Regions from separate parts of the Homo sapiens genome. Here all the other regions are linked to region 1. The links are chromatin contacts, found by Hi-C or POLR2A ChIA-PET in ENCODE. All regions are on one chromosome and are shown on one strand. Each heading gives the region's core, a stretch centred on a gene start or an enhancer-like site at or near the end of the contact. The rest is flanking DNA. Distances are from core to core; before and after follow the strand shown.

Region 1 (5,052 bases), core at 320-2,819:
TATGGTCAGACTTAACAGCCCCAATTGTTAAACACTTGGATCAAGTCATAACCAGTTTTATTGCAAAAGGACCCTGTACACATTTATCAACTCTAGTACCTTAATAGCTACCCAACAAGTCATTAACATACAGAAACATGCATCATGAGAAGCAAGAAGTATCACCCATCCCTTCTGCATATTAGCAACTTGTCACTCCTGAGCAACAGTGCTCACATCACTGAGGTCTGTGAACAGTCACTTTTCGCATTCATCCTGAGTGAAAGATGGAATGACTTAAGTACAAATGCAACATATTATAAACAATTTCTTACAAAAAAAGTCACAAATTAAACCAAAGTATTTTACAGAATTTACTACAAAACGCCATAAAAACTGCCTTCACTTAAGCTCTCTCTCCCCGTATCCGGCGAGCCAACTGGATGTCTTTGGGCATGATGGTGACTCTCTTAGCGTGGATGGCACACAGGTTGGTATCTTCGAACAGACCCACCAGGTACGCTTCGCTAGCCTCCTGTTGAGGACGAGAGCCGCACTATTAATCCCACTCGGGGAGCGGAAACCGCCCAGCCCTCCCCCGGCTCCAGGCCTTTGTCTTACCTGCAGCGCACCGATGGCTGCGCTCTGAAACCTCAGGTCGGTTTTGAAATCCTGCGCGATCTCCCTCACCAACCTCTGGAAGGGCAGCTTCCGGATGAGCAGCTCGGTCGACTTCTGATAACGACGAATCTCTCGAAGCGCCACGGTCCCGGGCCTGCAGCGAGCAGGGGAGGAGTGAGCGGACGCTGCCGCACAAAGCCGGCCACCGCCGGGCCATTGTTCCCCCGCCCGACCTACCTGTAGCGATGAGGCTTCTTCACCCCGCCGGTAGAGGGAGCGCTTTTCCTGGCGGCTTTCGTGGCCAGCTGTTTGCGGGGGGCTTTCCCACCGGTGGACTTACGAGCAGTCTGCTTGGTTCGGGCCATTTTCTTTCACCTAAGAAAGACGCCCCGAAGATAAGGCCGCCGCGCTCACCCGGGCCGCCCCCCAGGGCTGCGGGGGGAGGAACAGATCCTGGCCCCACCGCCGGGCCTCCCGCCTCCCCGCGCCCCACCTCGCGGCAGCAGATGGCCGAGGGCCGCCAACCTCCTCCCCCTCCCCTAATGACTCAGGCTGCGAGGAGCGGCAGCCTCCCCCGGGAGGGGGAGCGCGGGGAGGAGTCACTTCCCTTCCTCGACGGGCGGAGGCCCGACTGCCCGGAACCCGGCGTCGGGACCTCTGAATCACCGCCGGGAAAAGGCGGGGACACAGTTCCGGAACAAAGCCCCAAGGGGAAACCTCCCGGCCCCATACCCGACCCGACGCCAGCGGCCCGAGCAGCCCCCGCCGCTCGGCTCCCAACGGCCGCGGCGCGCGGCGCCAACGGTTGGCAGAACCTGAAGCCGCGGGTAAACCTACGAACGCCTACCCAACGCCGAAGTTTTAGGCCACTTCTCCGACCGCCGCGCCGCTTCCGCTGCCCGAGGAAGAGCCGCAGTCGACGAGCGAAAAACCAGCACCGCCCAACGAACGACCAAACCGCTCTGCGCTCCAAGCCCCCGCGTCGCCTCCGTTTTTATAGGCACGCTTCACGCTGCGTCTCTGCGTCATAGAACCCTTATTTGCATACACCAACGACTTTTTCTATTGGTGGGCGCTTTCGCCGACGCGCTGACATCCCCCGACACAAAGGCCGTGCTTCGGCACTGTTCCATGATTGGTGCATATCTACGCCGCTGATTGGCTGTTAAAGTGGCCTAATGATTGGATGGATGCAAAGAGGAATGGACGAATCAGAGTTTAGCACTAAGCGGCCCTTCTGATTGGATAAAATGGAGCTATGTTTGGATCCTTCCCTTGGTTCCAAAGCTCTGCAATAGAAAGTCAATGCAAATGAATTGCATTGGTCTCTATCAGAATGAGCAGGAGTCTAAACTCACAGGCATCAAGCGAATGCTATGCACCCAGAGAGGCTACTTTAACAAAATTTTTGTAAATATTTTCCGATGTAAAATAAAATGTGTTCCCTGGATTATTTACCTTTCATAATATTTTGATAGTTAAGTGCGTAGTGTGAGAATTAGAATTCAGTAAATCATGTTATATTATCAAGTATTTCATATATCATGCACATACATTTTTAACAAAAAGCAGGTCTCTTGGTGGGGTGGGAAGGGGTAAATAATAAATACAAATAAACATGTTAATAAATTATTTTAGAGGAACTGTTTTGTATGTTTTTAAGGTGTCACAAAATATTTTTTGATTTCCATATGCTTAAACAAGAGGTAACTTACTAAGCAACATGTTACTTGAATTATGTACTTCAAGTGAATGAAATGACTACAGCTAGAAAGTAAATAGTCCTACTATAGTATTTGCATGTCCATAAAGAATAAACAAAAGATAACTAAACTAGATATGTGCCCTTTTGTTTAATAGCATATCCTGGCAGGTATTACTTCTGAAGAAACATGACAAATGTGTAAATATGCTAATCCCTACCTTTGCCTAAGTAAATGTCTTGGGTAGATTGTAATAGTCAGTTCTTCAGTTGCCTCAAGTATATAAAATACCATAGCAGGCTTAAGGTTAAGACTAGCCAAGCAAAGCCCAGAAAATTGAAATAGAGCCTTGGGCATTCTACTCTATAGTTCTGATGCTGGTCCAGCAAATATTCTAAACTATTAAAAGAAAAAGTAGCAGATACAGGTATGCATAGGTTTCAACTAAATTAATTTTTTTTTTTGAGACGGAGTCTGACTCTGTCGCCCAGGCTGGTGTGCAGTGGCACGATCTCAGCTCACTGCAAGCTCCGCCTCCTGGGTTCACACCATTCTCCTGACTCAGCCTCCGAGTAGCTGGGACTACAGGCGCCTGCCACCACGCCCGGCTAATTTTTTTGTATTTTTAGTAGAGACGGGGTTTCACCGTGTTAGCCAAGATGGTCTTGATCTCCTGACCTTGTGATCCACCCGCCTTGGCCTCCCAAAGTGCTGGGATTACAGGCATGGGCCACCGCCCCTGGCCGGTAATTTTTTTTTTTTTTGAAGTGGGGTCTTGCCCAGTCACCCATGCTAGAGTGCAGTGGTGCAGTGACCACGGCTCACTGCAGTTTTGACCTCCTGGACTCAAGCAATCCTTCTGCCCCAGCCTCCCAAAGTGCTAGGATTACAGGCATGAGCCACCATGCCTGACCTTCAGAGAATTACAGTACGTAAGTACAAATACCTCAATATTGACTTGTCACACCAGTGGTCAAGTATCAAACAATGAGAAAAAAATGCACACTTTGAAAAACTAGCTCAGCTTCATCTCAATCTCTGGTATCAAATTCCTGTTATTATTTCAGCCTTCTTAATTTTTTTTTTTTTTTTTTTGAGACGGACTCTTGCTCTGCTGCCAGGCTGGAGTGCAGTGGCGCGATCTCAGCTCCATGCAACCTCCACTTCCTGGGTTCAAGCGATTCCCCTGCCTCAGCCTCCCAAGTAGCTGGGATTGTAGGCATGCGCCACCATGCCCGGCTAATTTTTTGTATTTTAGTAGAGACAGGGTTTCCCATGTTGGCCAAGATGGTCTCGATCTCTGGACCTCGTGGTCCGCCTGCCTCTCGCCTCCCAAAGTGCTGGGATTACAGGCGTGAGCCACCGCGCTCAGCCAGCCTTCTTAATCTTAACGTGCACATTATGTATTTAATCATCATATACCTAAATTTACTGTGATAACCAACTTTGATTTCTGCCTTTGACTCAAAATTTGAGGTAGGGAAAAATTACATGATTTTATTAATGCCATGCTGAGAAGAGAAACCTAGGTGGATTCTCATGCTTTATTCTCAAACCTGTGTCAAGTTAAGAAACAGGGGACTGTTTAGACACACATATGAGGCTGTCAAATTCTCTGGGATGCAAACAGAAAAATAACTTGTCATCTTTTTTTTTTTTTTTTTTTTGACTTTGGCCTAGAAGAGGAATAGGCTTTCTAAATTGGTCCCCCACTTTGTGTTCCACGATTTTTTTTTTTTTTTTTTTTTTTGAGATGGAGTCTTGCTCTGTCGCCTAGACTGGAGTGCAGTGGCGCCATCTCGGCTCACTGCAAGCTCCGCCTCCCAGGTTCACACCATTCTCCTGCCTCAGCCTCCTGAGTAGCTGGGACTACAGGCGCCCGCCACCACGCCTGGCTAATTTTTTTGTATTTTTAGTAGAGACAAGGGTTTCACCATGTTAGCCAAGATGGTCTCGATCTCCTGACCTTGTGATCCGCCCACCTCGGCCTCCCAAAGTGCTGGGATTACAGGCTTCAGCCACCACTCCCTGCTGTGTTTCACGATTTTTCTAGGTTATACAGAATCCTGTCATTTCCATGCCTTTGTGTGGATGGACAGTCATTTTCTTTCCAGCTTTGCTGATTATTAGAAACTAAAGCCACCCGGAGAAAAAAGGTATGGATATACATTTATCCATTTAAGTATGATTCGTGGAAACAGGAGTCCGGGCGCAGTGGCTCACGCCTGTAATCCCAGCTCTTGGGAGGCTGAGGAGGGTGGATCGTGAGGTCAGGAGTTCGAGACCAGCCTGACCAACATGGTGAAACCACGTCTCTACTAAAACTACAAAAATCAGGTGGGCGTGGTGGCACACACCTGTAATCCCAGCTACTCAGGAGGCTGAGGCAGGAGAATTGCTTGAACCTGGGAGGCAGAGGTTGCAGTGAGCCGAAATCACACCACTGCACTCCAGCCTGGGCAACAGAGCAAGACTCTGCCTCAAAAAAAAAAAAAAAAAAAAAAAAAAAAGGCTGTCTCTCTTACTTCGTAGTCATGCAGGTATGTTTCACTTTTTCCAGATTGGTACAACGGAGGAAAAGCAACACAGGAAATGAGGAAGAATAAAAAATGTTTATACAATGAAAAAAAGCAGAAGAAAACAAAACAAACAAAACCCAACAGTGAATGTGATGTAGTCTTGTAGGCTACTGTCCTAGTTCCTCTTGTTACCAACTTGCTGAGTAACTTTGTGCAAGTTACTTAGCTTC
Region 2 (5,129 bases), core at 383-2,882, 900 kb after region 1:
AGCTTTCTTCCCTACAGTTACAGAAGCTTCCAGAAATCCTCGTAAGGCAGAATAAGAGTGTAGTATTGGCCGGGCATGGTGGCTCACGCGTGTAATCCCAGCACTTTGGGAGGCCAAGGTGGGCGGATCACCTGAGGTCAGGAGTTCGAGACGAGCCTGGCCAGCATGGCAAAACGCTGTCTCTACTGAAAATACAAAATTAGCCAGGTGTGATGGTGCATGCCTGCAATCCCAGCTACTCGGGAGGCTGAGGCAGGAGAGTCGCTTGAATCAGGGAGGTGGAGGTTGCAGTGAGCCAAGATCACGCCACTGCACTCCAGCCTGGGAGACAGAGTGAGACTCCATCTCAAACAAACAAAAAAAGATTTGGATCAGGAGAGGGCCTCAGAGCCCAATAACAGCTGGAACCTCACCAGCAAGCAGAAACCAGAGGGGTCAGGGACTTTGTCTTCTGAATAAAACAATTTTGATTCCTGCAAAGTAATATACACACTGCAAGAACTCGGCAAGTACCTATAGAATGTACGCCTGCATCTATGTTTATAAGGGAAAATTAGGCCTACAGAAGTCTGGAAAGAACAAGGGCATGGGGCAAGGGTGGGGACAGCATCAGGCATGGCCGCTGTGCATCCCGTGGGCGCAGTCTACATGTCGTAGAGCCGGAGCTGCTCCTGCACGTCGCCGTCGGACATCTCGCCAAACGTCTCCTTGTTGTCTTTCATGAGCTTGAAGATGGCAGCCAGCTGTTCCTTCTGAACTCTGTCGAGAAGAAAGGACAAAGAGGAAGAAGGTGCTCCTAGCCCACTGGGGAGAGAGGGAGCCTGTGTGCAGCCGGCGGAGTTGGGACTCTCCTCTCTCTTGTGTGACTGCGGTTGCTTTTCAGAACAAGAAGAAAATGAAAATAAAACCCACTTAGAACATCGGAGCTGGTTGGGTCTGACACACGCAACTTTTGAGGGCTCTAAAAACTGGGATGCGAAATCTCAGGTTTGCCGGGGAGGTTTGGGGACCCCAGGTATCACTTAGGTGCTCTGTGCCTCAGTTTCCCTTTGGGCCTCATTTGATTGTTGACTGCATGTCCCACAGTGATGTAATGAGGAAGAAGATAGGCTCCATGAAGCAGCTTGAGGTAGTGCTATGAAGAAGTAGGTTAGAAACAGCCTTCGTTGAGAGGAATGAGCCGAAAGTGGAGAAAGAAAAAACATTATCAGCTGGGAAATCAGGGAGCATACAAGTGTGTGCAAGACGGTGCTTGGCAAAGGAGCGGGGAGGGAAGCCTGTGGGGTTTCACTGGCCAGAGAAAGGGGGGTGCCTTTTCCTAATTTGCACAAGATACCCTATGGCAGGTGGCGGCCCTGCCCCTTTTATCAAGGGATGGGTGTGGAGGAAGACTGGCCTAAATGTTTGCTCCACGCGGGTTCTGTGCTGGGAGCAATGTCTTGTTATCTTTATGAGGCTCAGCTACACCATCTGACCAGCACAGGACAACTTCTGCAGCACAAACACCTCAGGTGGGGCGAGGCGGCTGCCGAACCCAGGGAGCCATATGTTTGTTGTTTGCTCCACTCTGGTGCCCTGTGCTCCTCAGCCCAGCCGGGCACTGCATCCTGGCTGCATCTCACTCTTCTGGTTTCTGCAGTTCCTGCCCCCCACACACCACGGGCTCAGTGCCTTCAGAGAACGTAAACCACATCACAGTGTCGGACCTCTCAGCCCTGCTCTGCAGCTGGGTCGGCTGTAAGCACGTTACAGGCTCTGCAACCGCAGGACCTCAGCATAGCCCTGGGCCACTGGCATCCCCCACACTGCCTGGAGGGGTGGTCTCCACGTTCGCTCCCATACTTTTGCTACCATATTCCTTTGCTTCACCCTTCCCTCCTCTCCTCAGCCCCGCATCTTCCATCCTGCAAAATTTTCTGTCTAGAGCAGCATCTAGTAGTTGAAATACTGAAGTCCCACTTCCCAGCCTCCCTTGTCCCCTGGGAAAGCTGTGTCTACAGTCGGTTCCCCTGTCTGGTGAAGCAGCAGCCTATGATGTGTGCTTTGTGCCCTCCTGTAAGAAGAAAGAGGGTCAGGTGCAGTGGCTCATGCCTGTAATCCTAGAACTTTAGGAGGCCAAGATGGGAAGATCACTTGAGCCCAGGAGTTCAAGACCAGCCTGAGCAACATAGTCAGACTCTGTCTCTATAAAACAATTAGCCAGGTGTGGTGGTGAGCACCTGTAGTCCCAGCTACCTGGGAGGCTGAGACGGGAGGATCACTTAAGCCCACGAGGTCCAGGCCACAGTGAGCTGTGATTGCACCACTGCACTCCAGCTTGGGCAACAGAGGGAGGCCCTGTCTCAAAAAAAAAAAAAAAAAGAAGAAGAAGAGGAATTCCCGTGAACAGAAAGGATGTGCTGAGCTCTGTGGATGGAAGCACAATCCATATGTCCCTGAGTGAACACAGATCATGTCATGTGGTTTTGACAGCCATGGTGACTGCATATTTTTTAACAGGGTGGATGTATGGCTTTGTACTCTGCTGCAGAGTAAGAGGCATCAAAATGAAAGAAAGGTCAAACTTCAATGGGTTCAAAAGGGATTTTGTTTTAAAACAAAGCAAACTGAAAAAACACACAGTAATTGAGATCATCTACTCAAAGTTTATTGGACTGAACAAAGGCTGAATACAGAGATCCAAGCCATGAGGAGTACATGAGGTGTGGTGCCTATAAGCCAGGGTCGGAAACTTTCCAGACAAACCTAGATAGCTCTACTAGGAGGGAGTCAACGACCTATTGTGTCAATTAGATCCCAGCCTGGACAAGGGCATGACTATTGCTGTTTGGGGACACGTGGCTCTGTGTTGAAGGCAATGACTGTGTGGCTGTTGCCATGTGGCCTGTTCTCCCCTAAGCCCTGAACCAAAGGTTCCAGGCCCAGATGAGAAGGCCCCTGGGAATGCATGCCATAGGGGTTGATGCTGGACATTCCCCAGCCTTCCATTAAATGAAAACATTTTCTATAAACTTACTGCTTTAAAAAAATGTTTTAACCAACAAACCTAAGAACTGCAAATGAGTTTGGTATAGTATAAATATTGTCAAATATAAAATTCCAAGAAACCCATTTGAGACTGATCTGATGATCTGAAGTTCTAACTAATCTATCAAACTTTCTAAGAAAAGGCATAGGTCAAGAAATCTTTTTAAAGCAAACATTATTGCTTCTGCTATAGCAGAGTGGAGATTTGGCTGAGCTGGTAAGAACCTCAGTGAAAAGGTGTCTTAGCAATGAAAGGGCTGAATCCGAGATTCCTCTAGATGAAAAATAAGGGGAATGGTCAAGTAAATTCCTGGTACTGGTTCTTTGCTGCCCTGTAATCAATATGGCATCTCACCCCCGACAACCAAGCCAGCCACAGAGAGAAGTGGGGTTCCCAGGGAAAGGGGTCGGCTGACCACCCTGACGGAGCTGGTGAGCACAGGTGAGCTCTACCTCATTTGTCTCTCATTCCTCAAAGTCTTCTGTGGTTTGGCTTCAGTGAGGGCAAAAGAGGGGAGACTGGAGTGAAAGTGAACTCTGCTTTTAAAATGTTCTTTTTATCTAAGGTGTGCAGGGTGTGTGGATAGCAAGTTTGAGTGGTAAGAAAAATCCCAGTCCAGGGTCTGAGCTCTACCTCTTAAAACTCTTCAGCTTAACAAAGTGACCCACAGGAACAGACATGAACATCTCTACACAGGGCAGGGCCAAAGGTGTTCCCAGGATCCTGCTAGCCAAGGGACAAGTCCTGATTGAGGGTCTAGAGCTCAGCAGATTTATGGAGGCAGCATGCACCCTGGGAGCCTGCCCAGACTCCTCTCTGGGGTTTCCGTTTTATCTCTCAAGCTTTTAAGATGCCAAAAGGAAAAGCCTTTAGGAGGACGCTAAGGATAACTTCGTTATTCTTCAGTTCTGTAAAGAGAAATGGGGAGAAAAAGATAATTTATTTTACTCATTCCATCCTGCACCATGGGCAAGGAAAGGGGGAAATGGGGACGAGGAAGGAGAATGTTTGGAATTGCAGAAGCTGCGCTAGACTCTGGTTTCTCAAACCACTGCTGATTTGCTTCTCATCGCTTGCAGCAAGACAGTCTGTGCCGCCAAGCCGGCCAGAGCTTGCAGAGCTCCCCTTGATCCCGCACAGAACCTGGCAGCCCACAGACCCTGTTCAGCCTCTGCAGGGTACTTAAGGAAGGAACTTGGGCATTTGAGTTGCCAAGGGCCTTTCTGATCTTGGGTTGTGTGGTTGTGCTGACAATATTCCTATCACCCTAGATAATTTCCCATTCCCGCTGGCTGAGTTTTGTCCCCTCGGGGGATACTGGCACCCTAGGATGCACGCTTCCAGATGGAGCCAACTGCATGCCCGTCTTTTATGAACCAAGACACACTGCCAGCCCTGGGACCACTGAGAACCCAGCAGGTCTGATCTTGTCCCTCTGACGCCCTCTCCTGGTGGTCACAGTCAGCACGCATTTCCAGCCTGAGCTGGAAATTCACACTGGCAGGTCTATTGTCTGTAGTTTCTTGCATACATCAGATGGAAGAACCAGAACTACCCCACAGCTGGGGTTCCTTGGCCTCCTCCTCCCCTTCCCTGTTTTACCACACTAGCACCTTCCTCTAGAGTCATGTCCATTTCCAGAGGAGTCAAGACAGCCCTGCAGACCTCAAATGGAGGGGTGGGTCCTGATCTATCAGAGCCAGCCCAGTCTATAGCCTGGGTTCATTTTCCCTCTGAGACCACAAGGTGGGAAGAAGTGATGGAGAGGAGCTGACAGCCGCGCCTGTTCTTTCTCCTGCCAAGCTGTGAAGCCAGCCAAGCCCTGCCAGCTTCCCTAGCTCTGGGGGAGGAGGAGGAGGCCTCTTGCTCAGGGGAGCTGTCACCAGCCTGCAAGCCCACTGTCCTAGCCACACTGTGAAACTGGAGGTGGCACTTCCCACAGCAGCTTCAGCGGAACCCAGGGACGCCACCAGAGGCATGAAGTGTGTGAAACTCCGGCCCGAGGGGAGAGCTGAGGAGGCGGGCAGACAGTGGCAAGCAGGATCTTAAGCAGCAGCTGCCTCTGGATTTACAGACCTGACCGCTTTCTGGCCCCAGGCGG
Region 3 (5,061 bases), core at 424-2,923, 600 kb before region 1:
TTTCTCATACTGTATGCTAAAACGGCATACTGCTGTTTTCAGCTGCTGAAATCAATGTGAAAGCGGAAAAATCCTGCAGTAACAGTATTAGATAGCTGTCAGATACGGAAAAGCCTACATGCAATACTATCAGTAGCAACAATATGTTTAAAGTTGGGTCCTATTCAGTGTATTGCAACGTTCTCTTGAAGTTAAACTTCCTAAAATGACATATATCACTCCCAAAATACTTTACCCCCCAAAAAAGTTAAAAATAGAGTCCCTTCTCTTTTCTAAGCACTTTAAGTACAACTGCAAGAAACAAAACAATAAATCTACAGCCTGCCATTCAAAACTCATTACCGTTGTCATTAAAAAGTTACCAAACTCAGTTTAATAACCTAAATCCAATCTCCATTAAAGGAAACACACAAACAAAAAAAACAATCGAAGAATATCCCGATTCCCCCCGGAACAGCGGTAATACTCAGTCAGGACCACAGTTAACGTTCTCCTCTATTAGCAGCTTCATTTTTATTTTCGGTTAAGAGCACTTATTCTCCCCTCCCCCCCTTTGTTGTCATGGGTCAAATACACAGTTTTATCCTGATTTGTTTCTTGTAGATTTCGACCCAACCTAAAGTTGTCCAAAATCGAGTGCAGAAGCAATTCTGTAGCCCTAAAACGCTCCAGAAAGTAAAGGCGCGGGAGGCGGGGGGTGCCACCAAACTAAAAGCAGCAAGTCCCGTGTGCCCCGATGATGGGTGTCCCCAAGTCCTCCCGGGAAGTCTCCGGGTGCCTCAAAAGCCGCGTTCAAAAGTTAAGCCGCACAAAGTCTCTCTGCTCGTACCTGTGCCTCCAACTTCATGAAACCACATGGTGTTCGCGGATTAGGGGTTCGTTGGCACCCAGGGAAAAGCCGCTGCCCCTCCCCCTTCGGGCCCCTGAGGCTATTAAAGTGGGAAATACTCCACGGGAATCCCCCTACCCCCAGGCCCAGGACGGCGGCCCGCGGGCATCCAGGTTCCTGCCCGTCCGCAGCCCATTGATTCGCCCCGAACCCTCGCCCCGCCGCCGCGGCCCCAGGCAGGGGTCCCCAGATGCCCGCGGTTCCTACCCGAGAGGTGAAGCCCGAGCCCAGAGGACTCCTCGCCGCCTCGGAGACTGCAACACCCGACGCGGGGTCGACAGAAGGTGGAGACCCCGCGCGCCCTAACGCCCCTCCTCACGCGCGCCGGCCGGCTGGGCCAAGAATCCCCGTTCGGGGCTGGTGGGTCCGCGGGCGTCCGCTTTCTGCCCGCCCAACTCGCGCCCGGCGCGCACTCGGAGGCCGCCGGGGGCGGGAGAGAGCGGCGGGGCCTCCTTCGGCGCGGGAGGGAGGAAGAGAGGGAGGGAGGAAAATGGCGCGGAGCGCCCGGGCCTGAGCCGCGGCCGGCCCCGTGGGGGGCCCGGGAAAGCGCTGGGAGCCAGCGGCGGGCTCTGGCCGGACCCCGGCCCGCGCCATGACCCCCACCGCGCGGCGAGGCGAAGGGGCCGGCGGCGAGCTCACCTTGGGCTTTTCGTCGGCCATGGCGAGCGCCGGAGTCTCCTCAGCTGCCGCTTCACAAAAGAGGTACCAGGTCCGCACCAAACGAGCACACAAGCAGCACCAGGAGCGGCAGAAGAAGGAGGCGGCAGCGGTGGACGAGGGGAGAGGGTGCGCGCACGTCGTGCGCTCCCTCCCCCCACCCTGCGTGCGCGAGCACGAGTAGCCGAAGCCTCCCATTGGCTGGCGCCTCGCGGGAGCGCGCAACGCTTACATAACCACCCCCACCCCCCGTCCCACGCCACCGCGTCCTGGGCCAGGCGCCCGCCCGGCCGGCGGGAAGAGGCGCGGACACGCGCACCCGGCCCGCCGCGGGGGCGCGCCTGGCTCTGGGCGGGGCTGTATTGTCCTCCTTCGTGGTGGAGCATAATCAAAATGGCTTCCAGCTGGTCCTCGGTGGGAACGATGAGGCTCGAGGCTTTAGACGTAAGCCATAGGCCAGGGAAGGCAGACTTACTAGAGGAGGAAGGGGATTCCTAAATCAAAGCCCCAGCATGAGGTTCTGGAAAAATCTCTCTCATTCAGTGGACCAGCAGCCCTCCCATGGTTACTTCCTCTCAGTCAATCTCAACCTGCTTCCCACCGGACTCTTGCCTAAAATGCAGTGTCTTCTTCTTCTTCTTCTTCTTCTTTTTTTTGAGACGGAGTCTCGCTCAGTCGCCCAGGCTGGAGTGCAGTGGCACGATCTCGGCTCACAGCAACCTCTGCCTCCCGGGTTCAAGTGATTCTCCTGCCTCAGCCTCCCGAGTAGCTGAGACTACAGGTACCCGCCACAACGCCCGGCTAATTTTTCGTAGAGACGGGGTTTCACCGTGTTAGCCAGGATGGTCTCGATCTCCTGACCTCGTGATCCGCCCGCCTCGGCCTCCCAAAGTGCTGGGATTACAGGCGTGAGCCACCGCGCCCGGCCTACAGTGTCTTCTTCTGTCCTGCTGGTAACCCTAGACTTTGACTAGCTACGGGAAAATATTCATGTATTCATTCAACGAGATCCTTACTCATCGCCTGTCTTCCAAGAGGAAACAGTATCCATAAGCGAGAACTACCCAACAATCAAGCTTCCAGCCAATTTAATCCTTTCCTCGTTGCATCCAGTTAAAACATACACATGCGTCCCTCCTGTCTGAAGAACAATCCGATGTGTGTGCACTGGATTCCATCTCGCTTCTTCCCCCGGGGCTTTATTATTTCCTTTTGTCCCTGAATTTTCTTCCTCTCCTCCGTTAGTATAGAAAAAAAAAAAAAAGCTCCCAATTCTATGAAGTTACCATCCTATCTCTCTCCATTCTTGGCCAAACAGCTCGAAAAAATGTCCCCGCCAGCTGTCTCCAACCCCTCCCCTCCCACTCACTCCTCAACCCACTGCAATCTGGTGCTGTCCCCAAAGTTCCACTAAAACTGCTCTCCACAAGGTCACCGCAGACTTCTTTGCTGAATCCAGTATGCTTCTCAGTTTGTCACTCCTCTTGAACTTTGCAGGAGGTAGGTTTTCCTCTCATCTCTAGCCTGTCCTTTGTTCTCTCTGCAATTTTTTTTCTTACTCACTCCTTCCCTTAACTGTTCCTTAGGGTTTTCTTCAAGATCCTTTTATCACTCCATTCCCTCTCCGAGGATGATTTCACCGATTTTCATTACCATCTCTTTGCTAATGATCCTCAAATCCATTATTTCTAGTCCACGTCTTTCTTCTGAGTTTCCAGTTGATTTCTGAACATCTCCACTTGGATATCCCAGAGGCACCTCAGACCCAGCAACTCTCAACTAAAACTCCTCACTTTACCTTCCACATGGGTCCTTCTTCCTGACCTGTCACTCTTAAACTGAGTGACACACCACTACAACAGCTGCCCCAAGCTGGAAAGGCCAGCAACATTCCTGACTTCTTCTCCTTCACACACTCCTCATCCAATCAATCTTGGCCAAATCTTGTCTATTCCACCTTCTTACCAAATCTAATTTCTTTGGCCTCTGGATGGAGCTGCATTTGCTGGCCTTCTGTAGGTTCTCTTTGGGGAGGAAGAGGCTTAAGACCTTAGATGTGTGATAGGCCAAAGCAGGAAGACCATCTAGTTCAGATCAACACTCTCAAAAGAGGCCGGGCATGGTGGCTCATGCCTGTAATCCCAGCACTTTGGGAGGCCGAGGTGGGAGGATCACCTGAGGTCAGGAGTTCGAGATCAGCCTGACCAACATGGAGAAACCCTGTCTCTACTGAAAATACAAAATTAGCTGGGTGTGGTGGCGCATGCCTGTAATCCCAGCTACTCGGGAGGCTGAGGCGGAAGAATCGCTTGAACCCGGGAGGAGGAGGTTGTGGTGAGCTGAGATCTCACCATTGCACTCCAGCCTGGGCAACAAGAGCGAAACTCCATTAAAAAAAAAAAAAAAAAAAAACACTCTCAAGAGATACTGCAATATCAGCCGGGCACGGTGGCTCATGCCTGTAATCCCAACACTTTGGGAGGCCGAGGCGGGCAAATCACCTGAGGTCAGGAGTTTGAGACCAGACTAGCCAACATGGTGAAACCCTCTGGTGGCTCACGCCTGTAATCCCAGCACTTTGGGAGGCCGAGGCGGATGGATTGCCTGAGGTCAGGAGTTTGAGACCAGCCTGGCTAACATGGTGAAACCCTCTGGTGGCTCACGCCTGTAATCCCAGCACTTTGGGAGGCCAAGGCAGATGGATTGCCTGAGGTCAGGAGTTTGAGACTAGCCTGGCTAACATGGTGAAACCCAGTGTCTCTACTAAAAATACAAAAATTAGCCAGGCATGGTGGCAGGCGCCTGTATTCCCAGCTACTCAGGGGGCTGAGGCAGGAGAATCGCTTGAACCCAGTAAGTAGAAGTTGCAGTGAGCCAAGATCACACCACTCACTGCACTCTAGCCTGGGCAACAGAGCAAGACTTCGTCTCAAAAAAAAAAACAAAAAAACAAAAAAACACAAAGATACTGCAATATGGAAATACCCTCCTAACTCATCTGTTTTTTTTTGTTGTTGTTGTTGTTTGTTTTGTTTTAGACGGAGTCTCGCTCTGTCGCCCAGGCTGGAGTGGCACGATCTCGGCTCACTGCAACTTCTGCCCCCCGGGTTCAAGCGATTCTTCTGCCTCAGCCTCCTGAGTAGCTGGAACTACAGGCACATGCCACCACGCCCGGCTAATTTTTTGTATTTCTAGTAGAGATGGGGTTTCACCGTGTTAGCCAGGATGGTCTTGATCTCCTGACCTCGTGATGTGCCCGTCTCGGCCCCCCAAAGTGCTGGGATTACAGGCGTGAGCCACCACGCCCGGCTGTTTATTTGTTTGTTTGTTTTTTTCAGACAGAATTTTGCTCTTGTGGCCCAGGCTGGAGTGCAATGGCAAGATCTCAGCTCACTGCAAACTCCGCCTGCCAGGTTCAAGCGATTCTCCTGCCTCAGCCTCCTGAGTAGCTGAGATTACAGGCATGCCATGCACCACCGTGCCTGGCTAATTTTGTATTTTTAATAGAGACGGGG
Region 4 (5,818 bases), core at 2,986-5,485, 730 kb before region 1:
GACGGTTGGATCACCTGAGGTCAGGAGTTCGAGACCAGCATGGCCAACATGGCAAAACCCCATCTCTATTAAAAATACAATAATTAGCCAGCCGTGGTGGCCCGCGCCATAATCCCAGCTACTCCAGAGGCTGAGGCATAAGAATCACTTGAACCCAGGAGGCAGAGGTTGTAATGAGCTGAGATGGCATCAGTGCACCCTAGCCTGGGCAACACAGCAAGAGTCCGTCTCAAAAAGAAAAGGAAAGGACAGTGTAGCTTTTCAAATTCAAAGTGTGCAATGTGGCATACAAATACATTCTCTCCCAACTCCTATTTAGCCTTAAAAGCCCAGCTCTCTTGGCCGGGCGCAGTGGCTCATTTCTGTAATCCCAGCACTTTGGGAGGCTGAGGTGGGTGGATCACTTGAGGTCAGGAGTTCAAGACCAGCCTGAGCAATAGGGTGAAACCCTGCCTCTACTAAAAAATACAAAAATTAGCCGGGCGTGATGGCATGCACCTGTAGTCCCAGGTACTCAAGAGGCTTAGACAGGACAATCACTTGAACCTGGGCGGCGGAGGTTGCAGTGAGCTGAGATAGCGCCATTGCACTCCAGCCTGGACACAGAGTGAGACTCTGTCTCAAAAAAAAAAAAAAAAACAAACCCCAGCTCTCTTTATCCCCTCCATGTGCCTCTGGAAAAATTACTAAAAATAACACTCTTATTGCATAAAAGTTAATAAAGACATTTCCACCCAGATTGTGTTTTATTCACTGATTCTCCAGTAGACAGAAACTGACACACACCTAAGTTTCAACAAGCCTTAAATAGAGCACTCTCTAGGCTAAAATTTACTTATGTGTACAATGGGCATTATCAGTCCTGCTTGCCCCAGAGGGCTGCTAAAAGTGTCACATGAAATTGTGCACAGCAACTTGCTCCAGAGTTTTACAAACTTAAAAGGGCTATCCCCTTCCAACTAGATTGGTAATACACCTGCACCTTCTTATTCACATCGGATTATACCCTAGCAGCACCAGCACACGTTGTGCACTTTTTTTTTTTTTTTTTTTGAGATGGAGTTTCACTCTGTCCCCCGGGCTGGAGTGCAGTGGCATCATCTTGGCTCACTGCAACCTCCACCTCCCAGGCTCAAGCGATTCTCCTGCCTCAGCCTCCGGAGTAGCTGGGATTACAGGCACCCACCACCACACCCAGCTAATTTTTGTATTTTTTTTTTTTTTTTTGAGACGGAGTCTCGCTCTGTCGCCCAGGCCGGACTGCGGACTGCAGTGGCGCAATCTCGGCTCACTGCAAACTCCGCTTCCCGGGTTCACGCCATTCTCCTGCCTCAGCCTCCCGAGTAGCTGGGACTACAGGCGCCCGCCACCGCGCCCGGCTAATTTTTTGTATTTTTAGTAGAGACGGGGTTTCACCTTGTTAGCCAGGATGGTCTCGATCTCCTGACCTCATGATCCACCCGCCTCGGCCTCCCAAAGTGCTGGGATTATAGGCGTGAGCCACCGCGCCCGGCCCTAATTTTTGTATTTTTAGTAGAGACAGGGTTTCTCCACGTTGGCCAGGATGGGCTGAAACTCCAGACCTCAGGTGATCCACCCACCTCAGCCTTGCAAAGTGCTGGAATTACAGGCATGAGCCACCGCGCCCGGCCTGCATTTTAAGAGGTATTCAACACATGTGAAAATGTGAGAAAAATACAGAAAACGACTACAGCCACTTAAAAAAAAAGTCAGAATATAGGAAAATAGTCCTCTTTAAGTAAGATCAGGGTCAGATATTAAAAGACTGCAAAGTCAAAAATCTCTATAAGCTTGGAGTGGAATGCAAGGGAGGCGGAAGCAGTCTTTCTCAGGATCTTCAAGAAAGTTGTCAAACACCTGTCCTGTCCTTCCTTTCTTTCTCAGGACAGCCTGTTTCCTGTTGTGGAGGGGAGGTGTTAAGGCAATTGGCATGTGATTTTAAAGTTACCAGGGAACCAAGCACCCTTACAGACTTTCCCAAACATCAGTGTATCGGGGAACTTGCCCCGATAGTCACATAGGTTCTTTTCTATTTTCCTAAGCGTCGACTGGCTTGACAGAGTACAAAAGAGAGAAATTTTAAAGCTGGGCGTCCGGGGGAGACATCACACGTTGGTAGGATCCGTGATGCCCCACAAGCCACAAAAACCAGCAAGTTTTTATTAGGGAGTTTCAAAAGGGGAGGGAGTATACGAATAGGTGTGGGTGACAGACATCAAGTACTTAACAGGGTAATAGAATATCACAAGGCAAGTGGAGGCAGGGTGAGATCACAAGACCACAGGACCAGAGCGAAATTAAAATTGCTAATGAAGTTTTGGGCACCATTGTCATTGATAACATCTTATCAGGAGACAGGGTTTTCAGATCAACCGGTCTGACCAAAATTTATTAGGTGGGAATTTCCTTTTCCTAATAAGCCTGGGATCGCTATGGGAGACTGGAGTTTATTTCACCCCTGCAGTCTCAACCATAAGAGACAGGTACGCCCCAGGGGGGCCAGTTCAGAGACCTACCCCTAGGTGCGCATTCTCTTTCTCAGGGATATCCCATGCTGAGAAAAAGAATTCAGCGATATTTCTCCCATTTGCTTTTGAAGGAAGAGAAATATGGCTCTGTTCTGCCCGGCTCACCGGCGGTCAGAGTTTAAGGTTCTCTCTTGTTCCCTGAACAATTGCTGTTATCCTGTTCTTTTTTCAGGGTGCCCACATTTCATATTGCTCAAACACACATGCTGTACAATTTTTGTAGTTAACACAATTATTACAGGGTCCTGGAACGATATACATCCTCAACTGACAGGATTAAGAGATTAAAGACAAGACAGGCATAGGAAATCAGAAGAGTATTGACTGGGGAAGTGATAAGTGTCCATGAAATCTCTACAATTTATGTTTAGAGATTGCAGTAAAGACAGGCATAAGAAATTACAAAAGTATTAATTTGGGGAACTAATAAATGTCCATAAAATCTTCACAATCCACGTTCTTCTGCCATGGTTTCAGCCGGTCTCTCTGTTTGGGGTCCCTGATTTCCCGCAACATCAGTGGAAAATGGAAGTCACAAATAACTTTGTGTGTGTGTGTGAGTGAGACGGAGTCTCGCACTGTCGCCTGGGCTGGAGTGTAGTGGCGTGGTCTCGGCTCACTGCAACCTCCGCCTCCCGGGTTCAAGCGATTCTCCTGCCTCAGCCTCCCGAGCAGCTGGGATTATAGGGGCCTTCCACCACGCCCAGCTAATTTTTTGTATTTTTAGTAGAGGCGGGGTTTCACTACGTTGGCCAGGCTGGTCTCGAACTCCTGACCTCGCGATTCGCCCGCCTTGGCCTCCTAAAATTCTGGGATTACAGGCGTGAGCCACCGCGCCCGGCGAAATTTTTTTTAATTCTTAAAAATCTATTGCTTAATCCCCAGCGCCTAGAACAGATCATGCGCATAGGAGGTGCTCAATGAATCTTTCTTGAATGAGTAACCGAACTCTGCACCCGAGGAGCCCTGAACGCTCTATACGTTCGAATCCTGGAAGCTGCCGAAGGGGAAGGGCGCAGCCCCGCAGCCAGCTGAGCGTCCCTCGGCAGGTTAACACTGTCTGCGTAATGTTTCCCCAGTCCCCCCACCAAACTATTGAAGTCTGCCGCGCTGGGAGCGGACTGCACGAGACACGGCTTGTGGCAGCGCCTACATCAGCGGCGCCTGGGACACAGCCGGGCCCCCCTGACCCCGCGCGCCAAGGAGGGCTGAGGAAGGGATCGCGGGGCGAGGAGCGGCAGCTACACAAGGGACACTCTGCCAGCGGGGCAAGCCGAGGGCCCAGCGTCCTTGACGGGGGCGTGACAAGGGTCGGCGTGAGGTTTGGAGAGGGCAGAGCAGAGGAGCCCTCCAGGGATCGGATCCAATGCCCCAAGCCCCACTCACCTTCACCGACCCTGGCTGCCCACGGTCCTCCGCAGCAAGTAACGGAAGTGGGTCACGGGAAGATCTTTCCTCAGCCAACCCCAAAGCCAAGGGGGTGGGCCTTGCTTCGCAGATCAGCCAATAGAGATGAGGGCTGGTTCCGGAAGTATCTTCCCGGGGGCGGGCACAGCGCCTCCCCCGCGCGGGTCCCCGGGCGCTGGTTGGGGGCGCTCCCGTCCCTCTCCCCTCTGCCCCACCCCCGCCGATGGGCCGGCCCGGCTCTCCCTGCCGAGAAATGGGCCGGCCCGGCTGCGCGCGGGCAGCAGCGGTGGCGGCGGCGGTCCAAGATGGCGGAACTGCAGCTGGACCCGGCGATGGCGGGGCTGGGAGGGGGCGGCGGGAGTGGGGTGGGCGACGGGGGTGGCCCAGTCCGCGGGCCCCCCAGCCCACGCCCGGCTGGCCCCACGCCCCGCGGGCACGGCCGCCCGGCTGCCGCCGTCGCGCAGCCGCTGGAGCCGGGTCCCGGACCACCCGAGCGGGCAGGGGGCGGCGGCGCGGCCCGCTGGGTCAGGCTGAACGTGGGAGGCACCTACTTCGTGACCACCAGACAGACCTTAGGCCGGGAGCCCAAGTCATTTCTCTGCCGCCTCTGCTGCCAGGAGGACCCGGAGCTGGACTCAGACAAGGTGTGCCCCGCCCTCGGGCGCGCCCCCGGGCCTTCGAACCCCCTGGTTTCTCGTAGATCGGTCCCCAGAGTCCTGAGACACGCTCCTCACAGGCAGCCCCCTCAGGCCGGGACCCCATCCTCCCCCTCCCTCCCACACTACTCGCAGGGGCCTCAGAGGGACCTCCCACTCCCCTTCTTCCATGCTGAGGCATACTCTGGCTTTCTCCCCGACCCCGCCCTTCGTTCTCTGAGACTCCTTCCCACACTGCGCCCACCTGCACCCACGAGAACGCACTCCACACCCCTTCTCCATATTCTCTGCCCCTGACATCCCACTGAGATCTGCATGAGTTTTCCCTGGCTCCTCTTCAGTCCCCCCACTGCCGGTGCCAGATGCATCCAGAACTGGGTCAGGGTTAGCTCAGGCATCCTTGTAGCTTTCTCAGACTCCCTCTCGGACCCCTCTGCCAAGTTGGGCTTCCACAGCTGCAGGAAGCGCTCCTTGTGATATCACACTGCTTTTCTATAGTCCTGGTCGCAGAACTTTTATCTGTTAACAGTCACTGGTTTAGGTCCATATTTAGATCAAATGCGTTTTTTGGAAAGAGGTTACTGTTTGCCGCTGCAAATCTAGGCTAAGACAGAAGGAAAATGAAAATTTTCCCGGGAAAATTTTGGGCAGGATGCATGGCTGCTAACCAAAGGGTTGAGAGGTGACAAGACACTTAAACCATTTCCAGTTTGAACTGTGTCAATTTCTTTTTAACTTTACGTATTCACCTTTAAGTTCTCAACTTAAAGGCACTGACCATAACTCACACCATCTTATATCCCATATAGCACTCAGCTGGTGACCTCAAAACAGAGCTGGAGTTGCGTAAACATTTGTTGTTTTCGTTTATTCCTCTTCTCTAAGAAATCTCAGATTGATGGAAACCTATCCTGCCCTAACTTTAAAGAGATTTCAAAACCCTTGCTTATAAAGGAATTATTTTTATCTACTCTATATCCTCCTTGTGGTAATAGAAGCCAGTTTCTTCTTGTTCCTTTTACTGTAAAGATGAGTAGGATTAAAGCTGCTCAGAGCCAAGTCCTGGCAGTACCGAGCTTCCTCTGGGCACAGAGCTGGGGTGTGTGAGATTACAGCTGGCAGTGCAAACTCCCACTGATGTTGGCCTTGAGCTCAGGAGCATTGCCAACTACACAGAGGTTTTCTTGGAATTAGGAATGCAGTTCA

The links. Hi-C counts contacts between places; a loop is a spot of excess contacts on that map. ChIA-PET counts read pairs that join two places held with the same protein, here RNA polymerase II (POLR2A). Pooled maps may share reads with other maps.
Region 2: a loop to region 1 is called in a map of posterior vena cava, with 9 times the contacts of the local background. The contact joins the enhancer-like site here to the promoter of H3-3B in region 1. A Hi-C loop is called at or near these places in 1 of 168 maps with a recorded cell type or tissue (posterior vena cava), 1 of 37 single-sample maps with no recorded cell type and 6 of 50 pooled maps.
Region 3: a loop to region 1 is called in a pooled map, with 14 times the contacts of the local background. The contact joins the promoter of SUMO2 here to the promoter of H3-3B in region 1. A Hi-C loop is called at or near these places in 2 of 37 single-sample maps with no recorded cell type and 9 of 50 pooled maps. POLR2A ChIA-PET finds 5 or more read pairs at or near these places in 4 of 52 experiments (OCI-LY7, WTC11, activated CD4-positive, alpha-beta T cell and 1 more).
Region 4: a loop to region 1 is called in a pooled map, with 7 times the contacts of the local background. The contact joins the promoter of KCTD2 here to the promoter of H3-3B in region 1. A Hi-C loop is called at or near these places in 2 of 37 single-sample maps with no recorded cell type and 10 of 50 pooled maps. POLR2A ChIA-PET finds 5 or more read pairs at or near these places in 2 of 52 experiments (HEK293 and activated naive CD4-positive, alpha-beta T cell).

Annotation. Positions count from the first base shown.
Region 1 is chr17:75,778,210-75,783,261 of GRCh38, forward strand. It overlaps H3-3B (H3.3 histone B), which reads right to left and starts at 1,570. Exons shown (of 4, transcript NM_005324.5): 1 at 1,448-1,570; 2 at 838-975; 3 at 601-754; 4 at 1-514. The coding sequence starts at 965. The coding sequence ends at 386. RefSeq lists enhancers at 658-1,262, 4,949-5,052 and a silencer at 891-1,160.
Region 2 is chr17:76,676,944-76,682,072 of GRCh38, forward strand. MXRA7 (matrix remodeling associated 7) reads right to left here. Exons shown (of 4, transcript NM_198530.4): 4 at 2,623-3,936. The coding sequence ends at 3,924. Among named protein-coding and RNA genes, the nearest start is that of MXRA7, 31 kb to the right of the region's middle. Within about 2 kb of position 1,633, at least 4 of the 41 ENCODE cell types and tissues checked have a DNase peak (open chromatin) inside an H3K27ac peak, as active enhancers do.
Region 3 is chr17:75,181,286-75,186,346 of GRCh38, forward strand. It overlaps SUMO2 (small ubiquitin like modifier 2), which reads right to left and starts at 1,674. Exons shown (of 4, transcript NM_006937.4): 1 at 1,529-1,674. The coding sequence starts at 1,549. RefSeq lists an enhancer at 982-1,632 and silencers at 1,214-1,613, 1,744-1,973.
Region 4 is chr17:75,042,990-75,048,807 of GRCh38, forward strand. KCTD2 (potassium channel tetramerization domain containing 2) reads left to right here and starts at 4,236. Exons shown (of 6, transcript NM_015353.3): 1 at 4,236-4,600. The coding sequence starts at 4,262. ATP5PD (ATP synthase peripheral stalk subunit d) reads right to left here and starts at 3,980. Exons shown (of 6, transcript NM_006356.3): 1 at 3,936-3,980. RefSeq lists enhancers at 3,447-3,516, 3,455-4,040, 3,925-4,219 and a silencer at 3,917-4,346.